2 separate regions of the Homo sapiens genome follow, and region 1 is linked to region 2. The links are chromatin contacts, found by Hi-C or POLR2A ChIA-PET in ENCODE. All regions are on one chromosome and are shown on one strand. The core of a region is the stretch at or near the end of the contact, and the rest is flanking DNA. Distances in the headings are between cores, read along the strand shown. Region 1 holds the start of UBL7-DT (UBL7 divergent transcript). Region 2 holds the start of IMP3 (IMP U3 small nucleolar ribonucleoprotein 3).

Evidence for each region. Hi-C counts contacts between places; a loop is a spot of excess contacts on that map. ChIA-PET counts read pairs that join two places held with the same protein, here RNA polymerase II (POLR2A). Pooled maps may share reads with other maps.
Region 1: a pooled map shows a loop between it and region 2 (11-fold over the local background). The contact joins the promoter of UBL7-DT here to the promoter of IMP3 in region 2. A Hi-C loop is called at or near these places in 7 of 50 pooled maps. POLR2A ChIA-PET finds 5 or more read pairs at or near these places in 2 of 52 experiments (CD8-positive, alpha-beta T cell and activated B cell).

What each region holds. Positions count from the first base shown.
Region 1 is chr15:74,459,821-74,462,901 of GRCh38, forward strand. It overlaps UBL7-DT (UBL7 divergent transcript), which reads left to right and starts at 1,445. Exons shown (of 4, transcript NR_120377.1): 1 at 1,445-2,207. UBL7 (ubiquitin like 7) reads right to left here and starts at 1,340. Exons shown (of 11, transcript NM_032907.5): 1 at 1,217-1,340. RefSeq lists enhancers at 1-425, 581-1,427, 882-971, 1,262-1,411, 2,359-2,859.
Region 2 is chr15:75,638,539-75,641,636 of GRCh38, forward strand. It overlaps IMP3 (IMP U3 small nucleolar ribonucleoprotein 3), which reads right to left and starts at 1,686. Exons shown (of 1, transcript NM_018285.4): 1 at 555-1,686. The coding sequence starts at 1,630. The coding sequence ends at 1,076. RefSeq lists an enhancer at 1,331-1,390 and a silencer at 1,681-1,840.

The DNA of each region.
Region 1 (3,081 bases), core at 195-2,694, 1.2 Mb before region 2:
TGGGCGTGGTAGTGCGCACCTGTAGTGCCACCTACTCGGAAGGCTGAGGTTGCAGTGAGCCAAGATCACGTCACTGCACTCCAGCCTGGGTGACAGAGAGAGACTCTGTCGCAAAAAAAAAAAAAAAAAAAAAAAAAAAAGCCAGACGCGGTGGCTCACACCTGTAATCCTGTCACTTTGGGAGGCCGCGGAGGACGGATCACTTAAGATCAGGTGTTTGAAACCAGCCTGGCCAACATGGTGAAACTACATCTCTACTATAATAGAAAAAATTTGCAGGGCGTGGTGGCAGGCGCTTGTAATCCCAGCTACTTGAGAGGCTGAGGCAGGAGAATTGCTTGAACCCGGGAGGTGGAGGTTGCAGTGAGCCGAGATAGCGCCACTGCACTCCAGCTTGGGCGACAGAGACTCCGTCCCTCCCTGCCCCACCCCGGCCCCCCAGAAAAAGACCTCTTCCAATACCTCTAAACCATCTATATAAATTAAGTCTAAACTTCATCGCCTGGCTTACAAAACTCCCTGCCAGCCTCATTCCCCAACAGAGCCCTACCCCTGCAAAGGACCTCCACAACATGTAAGTACACACTCATAACAAAGCTCTCCCCTATTTTACACCTCTGCTCATCTAACTCTGCATGTAATTTCTCTTCCCTTTTTGGCCTTTTAGCAAACTCCTACCGAAACCAACACAGATTCAATAACCTCAGTCCCCTCTCTTTCCTCTGTTGTTCCCACATCCCCTCAGAACAAAAGGGCTACAAATATCTGCTTGCCCCCTCCTCCACCCCAATTCTTGAATGCCCTTGAAAACAAAAGACTAAAGTTTTCTTCATCCTTGTCCCCATACCTGGCATACATGGAACCCCAGAAAATAAATCAGAAACTCTGACGGCGGAAGAATCTTGCAAAGCAAGATAAGTTCTTGTTATAGTCATCATTATTGCTTCCAAAGAGACCTCTGATAGAGAAGAGGAAAGAAAAGGCTGTGAAGCTGCCTAGCAGACCTTCAAGCATCCTCAAGGTATCTTCCACCTCAAGTTTATGCCAGAAGGAGGTCGTTTTATATACCATGTCTCACTTAATCCTCACAACGGTTCCCTAAGGCAGGCATTAGCCACATTTTAAAGATGAGGGAAGCAAGACTCAGTAAAATCACTGGCCCAAGGTCACAGATCGCTAGTAATGGGGCAGGAACACTATCCGGTGGCGACCTCACCGCTCCAGTGGGACCAGCTACTTGGCTGACACACATCGAGCCCGCGCTGCCCAGGGCCCCAGCGCCCTCACCCGTCCCGCGGAAGGAACCCGGCCGCACTGCCGCCGGTGTAAACACTCACTCTGGCCCTCTCGCCGGAAACCGGAAATTCCGCGCTGCATTCTGGGAGTTGCAGTTCCCGCTGTGGCCCCCCGCCCCCTTATAAACAGCCAGTCTACAAGAGGCGCTAGTTGCAAAGCTTCCGGTTCTGGGGGAAGGCGTGGCTTCCGCGCTCTTTGAAATGTCCGGCGCCGGAATGTCTGGGTGCTTTGGTTGGAGAGGGTCCCATTTCCAGTCATTCTTCAGCCTGGTGATTCCCGCGCTCCCCTGAGGAGCATATGAAGTACGTCGGTTCTGCCAGGTTGGAACGCGCTGCTGGACACTCGGCCGTAAGGCGGATCCCGGATCCCCTCCCACTCCGACCCTTCCCTCCAGAAGGGCCGGTTCCCAAACGGCCCCTTTAGACACATCCAAGCGGTTGCCGACGGCCCTCACGATGAAAACTGCTGTCCGTTGGTGAAGGCAGCCTCTTCTGTGCTCCTCGCCGCTGACTTCCTGAGGCGGACCTACCTGTGGAGGCATACCAGGAACCAGACGATGACCCCCTCCAAAAGTTGGGTCTTTGAGGAGAGCTACTAACTTGGGTTCCTGGTACACCCTCTACATGCAGTGGTGAAGCTTATCTAACAGTCATTCATAGAATCAGTTTGGGAAGGGGAATTTTCACTGAACTCTCATAGAGAAACTGTGTTTTAGATAACAGAAAGTTCTGCACGGTTAAAATGGAACAGAAATTTTTTTGCACAGAAATTAGGATTACCGAAAATACTGAAGAAAGACTACCTCTGATTGGACTCTTCTCAAGGAATTAATAATTCAAGAACTAAGGAAAGAAAAAAGTGATTATATGAAAATACTGAAGTTGATCGTAGCAGCTGAAGGCTGATCCTGTGTGGGTAAATGTAAACGCTGAATTCCCACATTCCAATGTGCGACCTGGGATTAAGGCAGCAATTGAGCAGGGTAATGTTACTGAGGAGAGCGAACAGATCGCAGGATCTCAGAAGGCCTAACATTAAAGGCAGATCACCCCTCTGTTCTCATAAGTTATATGGGGAGTTTTGAAATGGCTTTCACTGTCTTCAGGGAGTTTATCTTCAGGATAACTCCCATGTATGTTGTGGGCGCATTAGGAACCCATGGCTGTTCCCAAAGTCTCCCTTTCCCATCCTACCCATTTTTAGATATACCCCCTCTTTCAGTAATCCTTCCTAACTAGACTTCTTTAGACTCCTTCCTCTCCTGCCTACTAAGTTACTTGCACCTGAGCTCCATAATTTATCAAAATTATATATTGTGAATACTTTCCCAGTTCATGATTTTTTTTTTACTCTTAATGGTATTAGATAATTTAATTTCATTTTAAAACTTTTTTTTTTTTTTGAGACGGAGTCTTGCTCTGTCGCCCAGATTGGAGTGCAGTAGTGGCCGATCTCGGCTCACTGCACCCTCCGCCTCCCGGGTTCAAGAGATTCTCATGCCTCAGCCTCTTGAGGAGCTGGGGCTACAGGTACCTGCCACCACGCCCGGCTAATTTTTGTATTTTTAGTAGAGACGGGGTTTCACCACGTTGGCCAGGCTGCTCGAACTCCTGACCTCAGGTGATCCCAAAGTGCTGGGATTACAAGCGGTAGCCACCACGCCCGGCCTGAAATTTTGTTGTGATGGTTAGTGCCTTTTGTGTCCTATGTAAGAAATCTTTGCCTGCCCTCGTTATGAAGATACTATCCTAGGTTTTCTTCTGTGTTATTTTATCTTTCACATTT
Region 2 (3,098 bases), core at 436-2,935:
GGTATTTCCTGGGGCTGGAATATCAACAGGAAGTTATGTGAGGAAGAGCTCTGCCAAAACACTCATTCCAAGGAAGGGACTGGTAAAGTGACAAATTTGCCCAATCCTGTACAACATCCTGCATCCTCCACATGTGGCCCTGTTGCACATCTAATCCACAGGCAGGTCACTCGCTGCTGACTCTATTCTTCTCTGGGCTCCTGGGACGTATAAATATGACTCTATGTAAGAAAACCAGAGGCTGGGCGCAGTTTGCTCATGCCTGTAATCCCAGCACTTTGGGAGGCCGAGGCGGGCGGATCACGAGTTCAGGAGTTCCAGACCAGCCTGGCCAACATGGTGAAACCCTGACTCTACTAAAACCACAAAAATTAGCCGGGCGCGGTGGCGGGCGCCTATACTCCTAGCTACTCGGGAGGCTGAGGCAGGAAAATTGCTTGAACCCGGGAGGCGGAGGTTGCAGTGAGCCGAGATCGCGCCACTGCACTCCAGCCTGGGTGACAGAGCAAGACTCCGTCTCTAGAGAAAAAAAGAAAACCAGACAGATTAAAAAGTTGCACTTACAAAGCAGTTGGGGCATTTATTGACATTTAAACAAGGGAGGAGATCCTGAACACTAGTCTCGCTCAGTTTATAAAAACTTGAGGCCAAACTCTCCATCATCTGTACACAGCTTAACCACGGCCAGGAGCAAGAATTCGAGTTAAACGAATTGAACCAGTCCAACCACAAGACGATAAAGGGAAACAGGGCGTGGGGATTTCCAGTTTTTCCTTTTACATTACAAAGTTTCCAACACAAGAAGCCAACAATACCCCAGTGCTGCACCAAGTTACTTCCCACTGTTTCCCAAGGCACAGTCAATTAATAATCAGTAGTCCAAGTTCTAAGAACATTCCCTGGAAAACAAGGACGCACCTCCCGTGGCTCTATGCATGGCCTGCCACTGATGAATCAAATTCTTAAGAACCTACGACCGTCTGATACCCTTGAGGAGAGCACCCTCATAGAATCTCCAGCATCAGGCCTCAGTTTTCCCATCTGTAAAAGACAGCCATGCAAAGTGGGAGATCCGCTAGGCTTCCAGATCGAAGTCATCGCGCTCCTCATTGTACTCTAGCACGTGCCGCTTGATCTTGGACGAGTCCACCCAAGTGACAAAGTCCTCCATGCTGCGCGTGACAAGGAAGGCGGGGTCGGTAACCACGTCAGGGCCCACGCGTACGTGCCCTTGCTCCACAAAGGCCACGGCAGCCTGAAGGTGCTGCGCCATGCGCAGCTTGAGGAGCACGGTGGGGAGGCGGCGGCGGCAGAAGGACGAGGCCGTGACGAAGTCGCAGAGCTCCAGCGAACCGCGCGTGGGCACCAAGCCGAGAGCATACAGCTTGTCCAGCAGCGCGGCCGAAGCGCGCACGCGGAACTGGTCGCGTTCGGGCAGGTCGCGCAGGCGCCGCGCCAGCTCACGCACGGCACGGCTCAGCTGGTTGTAGCGCGTGTAGTCCTCCCGCCGCTGCAGCCGGTAACGCCGCAGCACGCGCAGCTCGTGCAGGTTGTGGTCGGTGACCTCCCAGTTCAGGAAGTCCACCTGCTTCAGCAGCTTCTGCTCGTGGAACTTAAGCTTCCGCACCATGATGGCGGCAGCCGCAGCCGCAGGACCCGAAGCTGAGAGCGCGTTCTGGCATCCGCGCGATTTCCGCCGCGGCGCCCCAAGACCTGGACGGCCTGGGACCCTGGGCCAATGAAAGAAAGACTTAAAGTCACGCCCTCACTTCCCATTGGCCAGGGTGGGACCACGCCTCTGCACTGGGATCTCGCGTTTCTTCTTTTCTTCGCGTTTGCGAGGGAGGGGGTAGAAGCACCGGAGGTGGGTGGTTGGGAGCGGGTCCCTAGGCGGTTCCGCGCGGTTTTTAGTAGCCAAGACTGTATCCCTTTCTGCGGCAATCATTTCCTCCTAGACTTCTGTCCTTTGGGGACTTTCAGAGTCTCCCCCGCAAGAGCTGAAGAGGCCATTTCTGGGGAAGAGGGGTGACTGCGGCTTGTTGATTGGGTTTACTGTGCTAACTTGCACTGGGCTCCTGCCATGCCTTGGGGGAGCTTGCCGGAGCCGGCTCTCCTGGGGCTGACCTGGTAGTCCCCGCCGCCCGCCAGCGTCAGGTCCTTCACCTGGCATGCAGAGCGATCTCTCATTGTCAAGTTGGGATAGGTGGCACCGAACCCATGAAATACTGATTGGCTGCTTCCTAGGCCCACAGAAAAGGGATCTATAAGGGAGTCGCCTGGAAATCTGTATTATTAACTAAAGTGTCAGATGATTCATAAAACCCAGCAAGTTTGAGAAACTTGGACTATAACTACAAGTCCAAACCCTTTAGTCTGTGCTCAAATGAATTATCCTGACATGAATTTCTGGCCACCAAGCATTGAGTTAACAAATTTAATGCTGTTTCCGCTAGTTGCATCTGTAAGTTACATCTGAGTATAGCGCTGCAGACCTAACCCCTTTTTGCCCGGGCATTTGACGCCACCTAGCTTCTCACTGATCATTTTTGTTTTGTATGCTTTTCATTGTCTTTTACAATACAATATTTGAGGGTTGGGCGCGGTGGCACATGCCTGTAATCCCAGCACTTTGGGAGGCTGAGGTGGGAGGATCATTTGAGGCCAGGAGTTCAAGACCAACCTAGGCAAAAAAAAAAAGAAAAAAGAAGCGAGATCCCACCTCTGTAAAAAATCTTAAAGAATTAGCCAAGCATGGTGGTGCGCACCTGTAGTCCTGACTACCTGGGAGGCTGAGGGGGAAGGATCATTTGAGCCCAGGACTTGTAGGCTGCATTGAGCTACAATGGTGCCACCGCACCCCAGCTTGCACAACAGAGCCAGACCCTGTCTCAAAAAGATATATATATATATATAAAATATTCGATATCTGGAAAATAATATAATATGTAAATTATAAAGTATAATAAATACTCATAAACTTAGCCAGTTTAAGAAAACATCACCAGGCTAGGCATGGTGGCTCATGCCTGTAATCCCAACACTGGGAGGCCAAGGTGGGAGGATCACTGGAAGCCAGGAGTTCAAGACCAGCCTGGGCA